Linked DNA regions of Mus musculus: region 2 is linked to region 1. A link is a loop called in an ENCODE intact Hi-C map of the cell type or tissue named here. Cell type or tissue: left cerebral cortex. All regions are shown on one strand. Each heading gives the region's core, and the rest is flanking DNA. Links, peaks and the distances in the headings are about the cores only. Region 1 holds the start of Wdr73 (WD repeat domain 73). Region 2 overlaps Zfp592 (zinc finger protein 592).

Region 1 (8,326 bases), core at 290-8,289:
ATTAAGGGTGTGCATGCACCACCACGCCCTGCTCAGCACCTGCTTTCCAGATGAGCACTAGGGAAGGAGGCATCAAAGTCACTCGGCTGGACCTCGGCAGGGCTCATCTACTCGTGTAAATATCTACGTACGTGGTCAGCTTCTTTTTTCCCTCCTGCCTATCCCCAAGCCTTTTTCTAGTCTGTCCTAGCCCTTGGATTATGGGGCAAAAACAGTTTACACCTTCCTAGAGGAAGACACAGAAGACAAACAGCTTAACCCAAGAATGCAAAGATTACTACCACCAACCCACTCACCCTCCCACTACAAGCAAGGTGGGTCTTTCTAGCAATAAAGACAAAACAACCATGTAACAAGTGTTCACTCTATTAAGAACATCTGTTTTCTTTCTTTTTTTTTTCTTTCTTTTTTTTGGTTTTTTGAGACAGGGTTTCTCTGTAGCCTTGGCTATCCTGGAACTCACTCTCTAGACCAGGCTGGCCTCGAACTCAGAAATCCGCCTGCCTCTGCCTCCCAAGTGCTGGGATTAAAGGCGTGCGCCACCACTGCCTGGCACATCTGTCTGTCTGTCTTCCTTCCTCTCTCTCTCTTTCTTCTTTTTTTTTTTTTTATTTTTTTTGAGACAAGTTCTGTGTAACCCTGGCTGGCTAGGAGCAGCCACTAGCTACACTCACACATTCTCTCCCCCTATTTCAAAGACTATTCTTTCTCCGCATCATTTAAATGTGCTCCCCAAGGCTCTGCCCTGCCGCCTCAGATCCTGCTCCCTCATCCCAGGCGACCTTACTCATCCACATGGCTCCCTCATCTCTTGTCTGTGAGGGACTAAGATGCTCTGTGAGCACTGCACCACTGACTACTTCTCAAGGCTCTACATTTTTAAAATTTATTTTATGTATGCGGATGTTTTGCCTGCCTGCAAATGCTGGATGCCCTGGAAAGGAGTTACAGCAAGTTGTGAACTGCAATGTGGGTGCCAGGAGTCAAACGCAGATCCTCTGGAAGCGCAGAGTGCTCTGAGCCCCCGAACCATCTCTCCAGCCCACGTCTATTTCTGATAAAGTAAGACTGCTCTTTGCCTGTAGCAGCTCTCCTGCGACCACCTGCTTGTCCTTGGCATTCATCCCCATGCACAGGGGCCTTGTTCTAGACTTTGGTTTTGTTTTTCTTTTTTTTTGAGACAGGGTTTCTCTGTGTAACCTTGGATGTCCTGGAACTCGTTCTGTAGACCAAGCTGGCCCCAAACTCACAGAGATTCACCTGCCTCTGCCTCCCAAGTGCCTGGATTAAAGGTTTGCACACGCCGCCGCCCGCCCCCCCCCCCTCCTTCTGTGGCAGCCCCAGGTACTTGTCAGGCAGAGTAACAGGCACTCCAGAAATGCATAATAAATTGACACAGATAATCAGCTTCTCTATTTAAGTTACCTGGTTTTCCTGTACAGAGAGCCTGAGAGGTAGTATCAAATGAAGAATCTCATTTTTTTTCAAACTTTCATAACCAGCAACAAAGACTCCTGAAATAAAACAGTAACTATGACAAAGAGTTAGAAATATCGTGGATCGTGGCTGGATTTATAAATTCTCCCAATACCTTCCCCATTCTCTGAGTAGCCTTGTGTCAGGGGATGGAAGTTGAATGGGTCTCCCTAGCGGCTCAGACTTTAAAATTCAGCCCATGAGGCAGAAACGCATCTCGTTTAGTAGCAGGCAAGATATATTACCTTTTTCACCAATCCACTCAAGGACTCGAGTGGCTCCTGAGAGGTCAAATGCATGGAAGTCTTGGTACCTGCAGGATAGGGTTACAAAAATCACGCGACGCACAGCTAACCAAGAACTGGGAGATCGCTGAAGGACTGGTGGAACCAGGCTCTGGAGTTAGGTAAACATGGGGCTGAATCTTTTCTTCTGCATTTTCCTCCCTGGTGTATGAGACCGGGCTGGCCATAAGGAACCAAGCCTTGGTTCCTCACCTGCGGAACTCCCATAAAGTTGATTTCCCCAAGTTGAGGTGAACAATCAGGAGAAACCTGTGTTCAAGTTAACCTAGAATCCGGCCCAGGGTAACCGGCCATGTGTGCCTTATCAGCCCTCACATGCGCGGATCTGGTCACATTACTTGCTTACAAAGGACCCAGAGTCCCAGAGCTAGAGGCCGGGGGTCAGGACCTCCATCGGTCCGTGCCTGGGCACTGCCCACGAGCCCACAACCGCACGCGCCCTCTCCCATTGCCCATCAGACCCGCCCACGGGCCAATTTACAATCGCAAAGACTCCACGAGCCAGTCCTCAGCGAGCTCCATAGCAACTGTGGCTTCCGTCGCTCCACTTCCGCCAGCCAGACTTCCTGGGCAGGCGCGCGCTCTCGCGAGGAGAGGGCGTGGTCTTCCGCTGGCTGGGGCGGAAGCGCTCAGCGCTGCGCGAAGCCCTGTTGATGTTTCTTCTGTTCTGTGTGCAGAGTCCGGGTGAAAACGACGCAAAAAAACCAGATCCATCGATGTCAGCTACAAGCAGGATCGGAGACATCAAATATACCCCTAATGTATATTTAGGATCAAGAATGTGCAGCCAAAGAGCTGTCAGTGTCCCAAAGCAGGTACAATACAGACTTAATTGGCACTTCAAGTGAACAGTTAATTTAAGTTTGCGTGTATTGTCCGTAAAGGATACTTAAGGACTTTTTTATTTTTTAAAATGAAAGGAATCTTGTTTAACTGGGGATGTAGCTCAGCTGCTAGAGTGCTTGCCCGGCATGCACGGAGTTAGCTTTTCAGTACCCCGTAAAAATAGACAAAAAACCCAGCGCGGTGGCGCATGACTGATCAGAAGTTTTAGGTCATCATCTGCTGCATAGAGAGTTCGAGGCCAGTCTACTGTTACACAGGACACGATCAACAAAGTATCTGACATTCCAACTTAATTTTTATTCGATAACTTTGGCAACATGTATGGAGGACCCTACATTCGGAGAAGAAAAAGAACACAGCAGGGCTGGATTCTAGTGTGGCTCTCTCCCGTATGCACCAGGTAGTGCACTAAAGTTTGCCATGGGGATCAAAGGTGGGGCGAGTGCAGCATAGTGTAGGTAGCCCCCCACTGCAGGGGAAGAAGCTTTTGGTAGCAGAACTCACTCGTGGCTGGATCAGTGCAGCCAACACAACACCTGACTGCTGAGAGCTGGCTGGCTGGTGCCATGGTGGGGGGTGATGGGGCTTTTCTAAGACCACCCTAGCTCTCTGAACATGCCACCCTCCAGAACCCTTCCCTCTTTCCTCAAATGTGGGTGGAAGGAGAGGCCCAGACATTCTGTGTAAAGAGCAGTATTTTTATTCACCACTTCACCAGGGAAGCAAGAAATACAGCAGGAAAGACTTTGTGTCTGCATCATTAACATTCCTGGTGACCCAACCAGAAATCACAGTAACAGATTAACACATTTGAGCTTAGGATTTACATCCAGAGGAGGCCACTGCTAGGGTTCCATTGTCAGCTTCCCTGGATGGACACATTCTAAGCCCAGCATCCGGTTTGTTCCATTATTGGCATCACTTCTGCAGTAGTGGCTCCAGCAGCCTCCTGTACTGAAGGCAAGAAGGGAAGACTTGACTCTGGAGTCCACAAATCAGGGAAATGCTGAGTGTACCCAGGAGGGCAGCTGCAGGCTCTCAGCTGAGCCTCTCAGTGAGAACCTTTCTCCCTGGAAGACCTGAGGAGTCAGGGGGATTGGTTTTCCCAGAATATAGCCCCAACTTCACAGGGTAGTCATGACAACTAAAGGACATCACAGAAACCAAGCCCAAGGCATTGGAGAAGTGTCAGCAACATGCCCTACCCCCCATGCTCTGCTGCAGACCTCACTCCCTGCCACTGGCCATGGCAGTATTGCTTTCTATGAGATTCTCTGGTTGGTCGTGGTATTTCAGGTCTTCCAAATAATGTCCCTAGAGGTGATGCGCTCTCTCTCTCTCTCTCTCTCTCTCTCTCTCTCTCTCTCTCTCTCTCTCTCTCTCTCTCTTTCTCTCTGGACTCAGCTAGCCCAAGCTTCTCGCTTTTGCATCAGGGGTTCCAGGGATGTTTGCTGGGACTGGAGGTAGACCTGCTTCTAAGGAATGTCTCTTCTCTGAGCATGTTCACACTGTGCTAAGCATAGTAGGGGTAGGAAGGGCGTCATAGCAAAGTCCTGCCAGAGGCTTGCAGACATGTGGTAGGAACTCCTGCTTCCAAGAGCTTTCTGGTTGCCCAGAACTGGACTGCACGTGATACAAATGATCTCATCTACTGGGAGGTGGGCCTGTTGTTTCTATTTGATGAAGACACATTTCTAAGGTTCCCCTAGCTAGTTAGCTAGGTGTGGCCCCAGCATGCATCCTACCCATCCCACTGCCTTCTGCACACAGCAATGAGTACCAGGGGACACCAGCAGGAGCCAAGAACGGAGGAGCTGCCACACCACCTGGCAGCACCACAAGGCCTTGAGCACCACAGGTCAATGCTTTACAACCAGCAGTGAGTCAAGCCCACTTCCACCAGGGGGACACCGACACTCATGTCCGAAGGCTTTGGTTTTTGTTTTTCCCAAACTCCTGATCTCAAACCATCCTCCTGCCTCAACCTATGAGGCATTTGGGACTGCAGGCAAGTGCATTGTTCTTGGTCTGCAGGGAATCTTGGTTATCACAACTTGGTGAGAAGGGAATGTGCTACTGGCCTCTGGCGGGTAGAGACCAGGGATGTGCTAAGCATCTCAAATGCAAAGGACAGCCCTGCAGAGCCTTTACTGTCAGGAACACTGGCATTGGGAAGTGGATGGGAGACTGGAAAGCAGGCTGGTTCTGAGGTGTCACCACTGGTCACTTCCCTTCCACCTCAAGGCCGTAGGGATCACAGCTTGGGACACAAGCACAGCCTGGCATGGCAAAGGTGGGCTTGGCTAATGACAGCTGGGGTGGACAAGGCTGTGTGGCCTGGAGAACACTCTATTTAAGAGCTAGAATACTCCTAGTCTGCGACGTCAGACTGGGGATGGGCAAGGAGGAACTTTTTCCCCCATGTAGTCTGGCTGCTGCGTCATTTTCCAGTCTTTGGGATATTCCCCCTTTGAGCCCTGGGACCTTGGCTTTCTGGAATCCATTACCGTCTGGCTAGGCAGTCCCACCCTGAAGACATGCTGGGCAGCAATTCTTCCATGCTGGTACTGGGGAGGGGGCTTACCTGGATTGGGGGAGCTGGGCCACTGAAGTTCATGCCTAGAGCTTTCTTTCGCAGGAGGATCCTGAGCAGATCATGACTCAGCTGTAGTCTCTGGTCCCTCGGGGTGTTAGGGGGTGCTGTCCCCACCAGTGACAGGCTCGGGGGTTCCAGGCTCTTCTTGCCCATGAAGTGACCTAAGAAAGGAGGTGCCAAGGTACATGGGAGCTCAAGATGAGGACCCCATCACCACAGCAAGCTCTGGTCTAGTCGACCTTTCGGCTCTCACAGAGGGAAGACAAGAAACATTATCCTCAGAAGCCACAGATCTCTGGGTGGAGGCAAAGCTGACATCCTGAGCTTTTCCTGACCCGCTGGAGGATAGAAGACGGGTAGATAGCCCAGGACCAGGGAGACTACCTGCCAGGGAAGGAAGTGGAGAAGGTGCCTCTAAATGGATGCAGAGAAGACATGAGGTGAGAAGACTTGTCAGTCTGCCTAACCGACTGGTAACCGGATCTAATCTCTGTCTTAAACTTTCTGAGTGGGTTATCTTAGCCATGTCTAGGGTCTCAAGATTCCCATCTGTTAAACTTGATGAGCCCCCCGCGACTGCAGGAGCTCCGCTACCAAGAGCCTCCAAAGTGTTGAAAAGGAAACTGAGGACCAAGGAGAATGAGGCATGCTTATAGGGGGTCCCCTAACACTTACCGGTCGCCCAGAGGTTGCCCCGAGGGTGCACTCGAATCTTGCTTGCTCGGCTGCGGGGCTCCGGGAGATCCCAGTTGAAGGGAGCGACGCCGGAAGCGAACAATGCGAAGAGCAGGAGACCACGGAGGAGCCAAGAGCTCCCTGCTTGCCGGGTCATGGCTGTGCCAAACAGGCTCTTCTCTGGCACTCTCAGGATACTAGTTCTCGAAGCCCGCCTTCCAGCCTTTTAAACTACAGTCGGGAGCGGAGCCTGCCTGAGGAGCGGAGCTCGCTCCGCCCCAGAGCCCCGCCCCGCAGGCTCCGCCCACACAGCCTTGCATCCCGGTTTCTCCTAGAAACCCACCACACTCGCGTGCTTATGGCATCGTCCCCAGCAAAGGTGGTTCCCAAGGCCACCAACACAGCTTTCTGTGTTTCCATCAAGTTGTTACTTCAGCCCTCAAAGCTTCTCCTTAAAGCTAAAGCAGAACAAGAAGCCCTGCTTTTGGCAGTCTATGTGTTTGGCATCATCCCGCAGAGGAACTCAAGAATCCTGTCACCTCCTGTCTCAAACCATCTGAGCCTTGTTTGCCCTGCTTTGTGCTCACAAATGGCACACACTGGATAACCTGGACAAGTTCTGTGCCCAGAACGGGGACAGAATTATGGGGAAGGGAGTGAGGAGCTGCCTCCTAGTAGTGGTACCCTTTAAAGGGCCTGGCTTATCATACTGTAGGTCAGATCAGTGGAAAGATTGCTGGGCCAGATGACTTCTCTAGTGTAAAACGGAAATAACCATACTACTTGTGGAGAAGCAGAACTCTGCCTTCCAGAGCTGTTCTTATTGGTCTTGGAAAGTATCTTCAGTCATCAGTGGCATCCCTGAATGATCAGGGGCAGATATGTGCTCCGACCCAGCATTGTGGGAGGGGCAGGAGGGGACACCAATTTCCTGTTCACAAGAGTTCACTTACTCATTAGAAACTAAGTCAAGGAGTGACTGATGGAATAGAGTATTAGGTCTTGGACCCTTTACTGCATCATTTGTGCTGCCTAGCATAATCTTTTTATTTTGTTTGGGACATGAGCTATGTAGCTCTCTGTCCTGGAACTCCTACATAGAACAGATTGAGTTGAACTTATAGCAAGCCTCCTGTCTCAGGTTCCTAAGTACCAGATTATAGATGTGAGCCACTCTACTTGGTTTGCTGTCTTTACTGGGTCAGTTCTTACCTTCTGCTTTGTTTGAGACAGGGTGTCCTTCTTTCTGCTGTCTGTCATATAGTCCAGTTTAGCAGGCCCACAGATTCTGGGTTATTCTCCCATCCATCTCTCTCATCTCACCACAGGAACACTGATTGCATGTATGTGTCAGTACATACAGTTTGTCATGTGGGTTCTACCAATCTGAACTTAGCTCAGCCTTGTGGCTGCAAGTGCTTTTATCCACTTCGTCATCTCCCCAGCCTACACCTTACTTTTTGAGGCGGGGTCTCTTGCTGAAACTGGAGCTCATTGACTCAAACCTGGCTGGGCAGCAAGCCTAGGGACCCTCCTCTCTCCACCTGCCTAGCGCTGGGATTTTAGGTGCTGGCCCACACCCCTGGCTTTGCGTTTGGTGCTGGGAATCTGAACTCAGTACTCATACTTGCACGGCAAGCACTGCCTAAGCTTAGCCTTCATCCCCCAGGCCCAGGGAAGTTTTCTGAGGCCGTGTTACTGAGGTTCTGGAGTGTGGCACACGGGACAGTGACAGTCCATTTCTGGCCCTGGCTTTTCCCTTCAGTCTCCTTGCTTCTCACTTCCAACCTGACATTCACACCTCCCTGCTTTCTTGTCACAGCTTAGCCATGGTGTTCAGATATAGCTCTTATCACCTTCCCATACTAATCTTCCCTGTGTGGCTGCCTCCCGCTTTTCTGCATCTATCACATGCTCAGACTGTCGCTTTGGTCCATGGACGTAGAAACCAAAGGAAACAGTATTGACTTTAGTGAGTGCTGACTTCCTTAAATGCTTGAAGGAACTCACCTGACAAGCTTCTCTCTTATGTCACTGTCAGAGATCACCTCAGAGGCTTCGTTACTTGTCATGACACCTTTGGGGCACTGCCTGATGTACCCAAAGCTTTGAGAACACACACAGCTCCCCCTAACACATGCACGCCATTTTCCCACGCCTGTATCCGCTCAGCACCGGGGTGAGTTTTGAGTTCTCTGGGGGCAGAGCTAGTGACACTACCTCTCCCAGCTCACTGCTCTCCTGCACGTGACACTGAGTTCTGTTCTCACAGGCTCACGGATCTGACACACACAGCAAGCCAGGAAGCTGCTACTCAGTGAAGAGAGCGAGAGCCCAGGATGCCGGGAAGCCCTGCAAAGTGGGCAGGCCAGGCAGCGGCCCTAACTGCACGGAACCTTGGTGCACGTAAGGTGACAGTTACACACTG
Region 2 (8,326 bases), core at 85-8,084, 120 kb after region 1:
CTGGCTGTCCTGGAACTCACTTTGTAGACCAGGCTGGCCTCGAACTCAGAAATCTACCTGCCTCTGCCTCCAGGTGCTGGGATTAAAGGCATGCGCCACCATGCCCGCAGTTTTGTTATTTTTTGAGATGAAGTCTTGCTATAGCTCAGGCTAGCCTTCTCTTAATCTCCTACCTCAGCCTTCCCGAGAGGTGAGACTGTAGGTACACACTAGCACTCCTGTACTAGCTAACTGACTTCTAGCAAATATATTTTATGTCTGATCATTTTCTGCAAACCCATGACGAATTCCTGTGGGAGAACTGAAGCGGAAACTTAAGGGTTTTTTAGAAAGTCATTTGTGTTGGATGGTGTTTGCTGGGGCAAACATGTGAAGAAATGTTTAGTTAGAATGGACTCAGATGAAAGGCTAAGACACTTGTGAAAGAATGTTTCACTAACACAGACAGGTAAAATGATGTTTTACTAAAACAAGCATGCAGAAGGACATATGATGAAAGATTCTTTGCTATCAACAGGCACATATTGTTCTACCTTACATTACATAGTTGAACTATGTTTGTAAAAACATACCAAAAAACCTTTGGTGGTGTGCTACAGTTTCTTACTACTTCCTTGGACTCGGGTTGATTGGCAGAGTGAAGTCAGCCGAAACAAGTCACATGCTGAGACAAGGGGGAATATGAAAAGGACAAACATGGGGGGCGGATCCTGGCTTACTTAGGTAGCGGACGCTTGTCGCTCTCACGTCTTCACTGATCTGTGCTCCCTCAGTGAAGGGAGGCAGAGCAGAGAACTTTCCTGGCGTTCTTATTGGCGCTGGTCCCTCCTGCTGACTCTAGCCGAGGCTGAGGCCTGGCTATTCCTGCTAGGTCTTGCCACCGTTGGTGCTAACCCCACTCTACCAAACTGGACTGCTAATATTTCAGTTAAGTGTTTACGAGTGGATCGAGCTGCTGCTGCTAACCTGTGAACTAAACTGCCAATTTTCAGACAACACAGACTGGAGTTGTTTCAAAGAACCATTTCTAAACAGGTCTACCTTTCCTGTATCCTTTCTTTTCCACTACCTTTAGTGGGTGGTGGACTAAAAGTTAGTGTTTCAAAACCATCATTAAAAATAGTCATTAAAGTCGGGCGTGGTGGCACACACCTTTAATCCCAGCACTTGGGAGGCAGAAGCAGGTGGATTTCTGAGTTCAAGGTCAGCCTGGTCTACAGAGTGAGTTCCAGGACAGCCAGGGCTACACAGAGAAACCCTGTCTTGAAAAACAAAACAAAACAAAACAACCAATAAATAAATAAATAAATAAATAAATAAATAAATAAATAAAACCACAAAAAATTGCCATTAAAAAATTAAAGTTATAGAGAATATTACTTACTCTGATGTAATAACTCTTCATCAAACCCTTGTCCTTTTCTGAAGGACACTGGGCTCCAGCAAATGGTTTACTCCCGACCATTGTGTGCTTTTCCCCAGCACTGCAGGACCAATCGGTCCCACCTTTCTTCAGCTTTCTCCCCTTAGGCATTGAAAGGCAGGAAGAAATGGAGGGAGGAAGCGTCTGAAGCAAAGGTCCCAAAGCATTTCTTCGTAGTTATGCTGCCCTGCACATCAGTTCGCTTGGCAGTCGGATGCTGGGATCTGCCTGTTGTTTAAGGACTCCAGCACCTAGTCCAGGAGACAAATATCTGTTCAATTGAAAACTTTAATCTCATTCCAGTGAGGCAGTCTGCTGACCCTGATTAAATAATTGCTATTTTATTTATCCATAACTGGATATCTTCCCAAGGGTAGGGAATATACTTTCTTCATTTCCATGAGAACTCCTAGGCAGGGAGATATGCTTTGTGGAGGTTTGGAGTGTGGGTGGTTGTGATGTGAAAAAGCAAACCTGCAAACCTGTTGATATCAGGGCCTGGTAACAGATCATGCTGCCTGCCTCCCTTGTGGTTCTAGTCCCTCTCTTCTTTTTCTCTTCTTTTTAAATTTTATAGAAGGAACTTATTAGTGCAGCAGATGTTCACTAACTAAAATAACTTGTTAGTAATTTCATTACCCTAAACAGTTTTCTTTTCAATGATAGCTTCAACAAATACTTAATGTTATAATATATTGTTATCATGTGATGATACTTTTGCATTAGTCTTTTTTCAGTTACAGATAATTTTCTTTGTTGCTATGTAGATTATCAACCATGTTTTGTTGATTAAGTAATAGTCAAATATTTACCCATTCTCCTAGGTATTAGTCTAGGCCTTGAATCTTCTATGTAAGAAAGGATAACCTTGACCTTCTGATCTTCCTGCCTCACATGACCCTCCCACTTACTGTGGTCCTGGAGTCTCTAGATGCAGGCAGCCAGATAGAAGGATCCATCCCCTCAGCCTTGAGGTCAGTTCTCTAAGACTATAGATGGTATAGCTTTATCTTATGATATTTTCTATTTCTATCTTATTGTCTTTGTTAAGCAAGCTGTAGAGATGGCTCAGCAGCTACTGGCACTTGTTCTTGCAAAGGATCTCAGTTGATTCCAAGCATTCACATAGTGGTCCACAACCTTCCATAACGGGATCTGGTGTCTGCCCCCTTCTTACGGACAGAGGCACTAGGCTCACACATGCTGTGCAGATGGACATGTGAGCAAAACATTCATATACTTAAAAAATGTTTTAAAAGAGGTTTTAATAGAAGCAGCAGCAGCTGGGTGTGGTGGAGCACACCTTTGGTTCCTGCATTTGGGAGACAGAGACAGGTGGATCTTTGTGAATTCAAGGACAGCCTAGTTTACATATTGAGTTCCAGGACAGCCAGTGCTAGAGAGCGAGATCCTGTCTCAAAAATCAAAAGAAAGAGGAGGAGGAGGACAAGACAGAGGAAGAGAAAGAGGGAGGGAGGGAGGAAGAGGAGGAGGAAGAAGAAGAGGAGGAGGAGGAGGAGAAGAAGAAGCATGGAAAGAGGAGGAAAGGGAGAAGAGAGAGAATGTATATAAGTATGAGAATCTATACATATACATTCAGTAAAGATCCTCTTGGCAGCAGCTGCAGATAACTCTAGGCACCATTTATTTCTAATATTTGTATGTGTGAAATATGTGAGCCACCTAGAAGGGGAACATGTGCTAGTTAGATATAGGTTGTGAGGGCAGGGGTGATAAGGAGACCTGTGGGGTATGGTCCTATTGGATAGCAAGGCATCCTCTCTTTCTTTTGGTTGTGGGGCCACCCAGAAATTAAGACTGTCCAGGCAAGTTTGTCACTACATGTAAGCTTCTCTTTTAGCCTTTTCTACTTTTCAGCAGGCTAGAAACCTTAGAGTAAAACTCAGGTATGTGACTTCTTATCGTAGAAGGTGGGGTTCTGCAGGAGTGAGCCCGCTGCATATATGTATTAGTATGATGAGTGTTCAATACAGATGCTATAAGACAATTCAGAGAGGCCCTGCTGGTAATTGACTCTGTTCTTTGTTTTTCTTGTAGTACTTGTCAGCATCCAGCCATGGGGGATATGAAAACTCCAGATTTTGATGATCTCCTGGCTGCCTTTGACATCCCAGATCCCACAAGTCTTGATGCAAAGGAGGCCATCCAGGCTCCCAGTGAGGAGAATGAGAGTCCCCTGAAGTCTTCAGGCATGTGTATCGATGAGAATGTGTCCTTGTCGCACTCAGGATCAGCCCCAGATGTGCCAGCCGTGAGTGTCATTGTCAAGAACACCAGCCGCCAAGAGTCGTTTGAAGCAGAGAAAGACCACATTGCTCCCAGTCTCCTACATAATGGATTCCGGGGCTCAGACCTGCCCCCAGACTCCCACCACTGTGGGAAGTTTGATTCTACTTTTATAAATGGAGACAGTGCTAGGAGTTTCACAAGCAAGCTAGAGCCTTCCAAGTCGGAGCCATTACCCACCTTCAACCAGTTCAGCCCAATCTCTAGCCCAGAGCCTGAGGATCCTGTCAAAGATAATGGGTTTGGGATAAAGTCCAAGCACTCTGACAGTTATTTCCCACCTCCTCCTGGGACTGTGGGAGGCCCAGTCCTGGAAGCTCTGTCAAAATTCCCAGTCCCGGAACTACACATGTTTGATCACTTTTGTAAGAAAGAACCTAAACCAGAACCCTTGCCTTTAGAGAGCCAGCAGGAGCATGAGCAGGGTGGGCAGAAGGTGGTGGAGCCTCACAAAGATCTGGATTCCAGTCGGTTCTTTGGGGAAGCTTTAGAGTTCAATAGTCACCCTAGCAACAGTATTGGAGAGCCCAAGAAGCTTGCTCCAGAGCTTAGTGCTTGCTCCTCTGTCCCTCCTAGGCAGCGTCTGAAGCCAGCCCATTCCAAGTTATCCTCTTGTGTTGCAGCCTTGGTGGCCTTACAGGCCAAAAGGGTGGCCAATGTCACCAAAGAGGATCAGCCTGGTCACACAAAGGATTCCTCAGGGCCCACTAAAGAGGGTTCTAAAGGCAGCCCCAAAATGCCCAAGTCACCAAAGAGTCCCCGGAGCCCTCTAGAGGCCACTAGAAAAAGTATCAAGCCATCTGATAGCCCTCGGAGCATCTGCAGTGACAGCAGCAGCAAAGGGTCTCCTTCTGTGGCTGCCAGCTCCCCACCAGCAATTCCCAAAGTCAGAATCAAAACAATTAAGACATCATCGGGGGAAATCAAACGGACGGTTACCAGGATCCTGCCAGACCCTGATGATCCAAGCAAGTCCCCTGCTGAGTCCCCTGCAGGGAGCACAATCACTGAGGCTCCAAGTGAGGCACCAGGGGATGAAGGCACAGCCATGCCTGTGGAAGAGCACTTTTCTGAGGCAGGCATACATTCAGGGAGCCCCCAGGGTGACAGAAAAGGGGATGAGAATATGATCAAAACCAGTGACTCTTCATCTCCCTGCCGCATCTCTGGGTCCAGGGTCCCAAAAGGATCTGCCCTGAACTCACAGGCAAGCAAGAAGCAACAGAGCACAGCACCTCAGGCATCAACCCCCGCTGCCAGTCTCTTGCCCAAAGCTGTGCACTTGGCCAACTTGAACTTGGTCCCCCACAGTGTTGCCGCATCTGTGACTGCCAAGTCCTCAGCACAGAGACGGAGCCAGCCTCAGGTCACGCAAATGACAGTGCCCCTGGTCCACCAGGTGAAAAAGGCCGCCCCTCTAATTGTGGAGGTCTTCAACAAGGTCCTTCACAGCTCTAACCCTGTGCCCCTCTATGCGCCAAATCTCAGCCCACCTGCAGACAGCAGAATCCACGTGCCGGCCAGTGGGTACTGCTGCCTGGAGTGCGGAGACGCGTTTGCCTTAGAGAAGAGCCTGAGCCAGCACTATAGCCGGCGCAGTGTCCACATTGAGGTGCTGTGCACACTGTGCTCTAAGACACTGCTCTTCTTCAACAAGTGCAGTCTGCTTCGGCATGCCCGTGACCACAAGAGCAAGGGACTTGTCATGCAGTGCTCTCAGCTGCTTGTGAAGCCCATCTCTGCGGACCAGATGTTTGTGGCGGCTCCCGTGAACTCCACTGCACCAGCAACCCCAGCCGCTTCTTCCTCCCCCAAACCCAGCCCCACTTTGGACAATGCCAGCTCTGTAATTCCAGCCTTGCCACTTTATCCAGACCCAGTGAGGCTCATCCGGTATGGAACCAAATGTCCTGAGTGTCACAAGCAGATGCGAGATTATATGGTCCTGGCTACACATTTCCAGAGGACAACAGAGGAAACCGAGGGGCTAGTGAGTAGACCATCACATTGTTGGGTGGTGAGCCTCAGGCCCATAAAGTTCCATGATGGGGACTTAGAATGGGAGCAGAGGTAGAATCTTAGTCTTAGAGGGGGACATCTGGCTTAATGGTTAGCATATCATCTGAATACAGAGTACTTGGTTTCTTATTTGGGAAGATAATCCTACCCATACTGGTGGGGAAAGCCTGGAGATCCAACGAGCTTAGCCAGGGGATTGGGTATTTGTTTATAATTGTAGTACTTATAAGGCTAAAGCAGAAGGATCGCAAATTTGAGACCAGATCAAGACTGTCTCAACAAACAAAACTGTCTCTCTGGGCAGGCTCCATGTTCCACTTCCACCCAGATTGGCAGTGAGTTTGATCCAAATGCAGGCCTGTTTGGGCTTAGGTCTCTTTCTGGACTTTCAACCATGACTCTCAACCATGGTAACATGGTTTTGGCAAGTACCCCGAGAACCTGGGGATGGGAGTAGATGAATCACTGTGTTTGTCCCTTAGTAGTCTGTTTTCTAAGAACATTCCACCCCTCAGTACACAGCTGTTGAGCAGAATTTCTCTGGAGATAGGGCCAGAGGCAGAGCTGAGGAGGAAAGGAGAGTGGGTAGGGATGTAGGCTCCATGCAGAGGGTTTGTAGGTCTCCATCCTTCATCCATGTTCTCTAAGTCTAAAAAAGGAGTTGAGCTTTTCTGCTTATTCTGATTGTTGGCTGTAGTTGGTGAGATATGTGGTTTGTTTTTAAAGGCACTTGGTGCTTACCCTTTTTCTGCCCTATTGCTATTGCTAGCAGATTGTGTCAAGAAGGCAGCCTTAAGCTGTGTTAGTACAGTTATAGTCAAAACACTTTGCAGCTGGAGGCAGGAGGGCTATCCTTAGCAAGACTTCATCTTTAAAAAACAGAAAGGCCTTCAGGTGTGTGTGTGTGTGTGTGTGTGTGTGAGAGAGAGAGAGAGAGAGAGAGAGAGAGAGAGAGAGTTAGTTTCTTGACGTTTTGGTCTTTTTGGTGTAGAAGCTCCCTGCTCTGCTTAGGTTGACTGACCAGCAAGTTTCCAGGACCTGCCCATTTCTGCCCTGGGCTCCAGTCTCGCACAGCCATGCACAGCATTTTCACATGGGGCAGCACCCAGGGGTGGTCTCTCTACCTCGGGTCCTTGCTGCTTGCACACAAGTGCTCTTACCCATTGAGCCATCCCTAGGGCTCCTTTCAAGACACGGCAACTTACTCCTTCACTTGGTTCCCTTAGTTCAGTGGGTATTAGTTTGCTCTTCTTTTCGTAATAAAAACTAATCAGAGATTAGAGTGGTAGCTCTTTGTTGTTCTTGTAGAGGACCCTGGATTGATATAGCACCTACCTGATGGCTAACAAACACCCATAACTTCAATTTCAGGGGATCTGACCTCTAGAGGCACCAGACACGTACATGATATATACGTATACATGCAGGCAGAACACTCACACACATAAACATAAAATAAATAGATTTTTTATTTTAAAGAAGACATGTGGAGGTGCATGTTTAATCCTAGCACGTGAGAGGCAGAGACAGTCCAGTCTGGTCTACCTGGGCTGGGCCCTTCCATGCCAGTCATTAATAAGGAAATGCCTTGTAGACTTGCCCACAGACAATCTGATGGAGGTATTTGGTCAATTGAGGTTCTTTTTCCCAGACAATTCTAGCCTGTATCAGGTTGACAGAAAAACAGCCATGAAGGATACAAAAATTACCCAAGAGAAAGTGTCTTAGATTGGGTTTTATTGCTGTGAAGAGACACCATGACCACAGCAACTCAGAAAAAAAGCATTTCGGCCGGGCGTGGTGGCGCATGCCTTTAACCCCAGCACTTGGGAGGCAGAGGCAGGCGGATTTCTGAGTTCGAGGCCAGCCTGGTCTACAAAGTGAGGTCCAGGACTACACAGAGAAACCCTGTCTTGAAAAACCAAAAAAAAAAAAAAAAAAAAAAAAAAGCATTTAATTGTACCTGGCTTACAGGTTCAGCTGTTTAATCCATTGTTATTATGAAAGGAAGCATGGCAAGAGGTAGGCAGACATGGTGTTGGAAACATAGCTGAGAGCTACTTCTGGGTCTGCAGGTACTGGCTTGGGCTTTCAAAAACCCTAAAGCTCCCATCCCTACCCCCCAGTGACAAACTCCCTCTAATAAGGCCACATCTACTCCAACAAGGCCACACCTCCTAATCTCTCTCAAATAAAACATTCAAATATATGAACCCATGGGGTCAATCTTGTTCAAACCAGTCACTGTAGCCTCTTACCTTCACCTTCTCTGTTTATATTTCTTGTGATGAGTCGTGTGGAGTGTAGTCAGCACCCTCTCCCAGGACGTCCATGTTCTTGATGTCCTAGCATACTTGAGTTGGGCTAGGACTATTTTTTCTGAATTTGGTCATTGAAGATCTTTGGCCATGGAGGTCTGGTGCCTGGGTCTATGATATTTTCCACATTGCTTTTTACCCAAATTCTAGAGTTGTGCATAGGTAGAAATTGGCATAGAATCAGGGCTGGCACCTCTTACACTACATCGTTCTTGTGGGCTCTACAGAAAAGTACAACTAGACATAATAGCCTGCTCTG

The links. Peaks named below come from ENCODE experiments on the same cell type or tissue, not always from the same donor. Only the 100,000 strongest peaks of a DNase experiment are listed, where the experiment ranks them.
Region 2: a loop joins it to region 1, with 2.0 times the contacts of the local background. A loop is called at or near these places in 1 of 42 quality-filtered maps.

What each region holds. Positions count from the first base shown.
Region 1 is chr7:80,898,923-80,907,248 of GRCm38, forward strand. It overlaps Wdr73 (WD repeat domain 73), which reads right to left and starts at 2,347. Exons shown (of 8, transcript NM_028026.2): 1 at 2,263-2,347; 2 at 1,722-1,789; 3 at 1,426-1,514. The coding sequence starts at 2,303. Nmb (neuromedin B) reads right to left here and starts at 6,140. Exons shown (of 3, transcript NM_026523.4): 1 at 5,899-6,140; 2 at 5,212-5,384; 3 at 3,305-3,581. The coding sequence starts at 6,055. The coding sequence ends at 3,546. In left cerebral cortex, for the core only: a CTCF peak has its summit at 4,450; DNase peaks (open chromatin) are centred at 2,336, 2,783 and 6,264; H3K4me3 peaks cover 2,105 bases; H3K27ac peaks cover 1,587 bases.
Region 2 is chr7:81,019,790-81,028,115 of GRCm38, forward strand. It overlaps Zfp592 (zinc finger protein 592), which reads left to right. Exons shown (of 10, transcript NM_178707.4): 3 at 3,482-5,720. The coding sequence starts at 3,501. Among named protein-coding and RNA genes, the nearest start is that of Zfp592, 30 kb to the left of the region's middle. In left cerebral cortex, for the core only: a CTCF peak has its summit at 4,499 (motif pointing left); DNase peaks (open chromatin) are centred at 4,030, 4,392, 5,015 and 6,225; H3K27ac peaks cover 528 bases.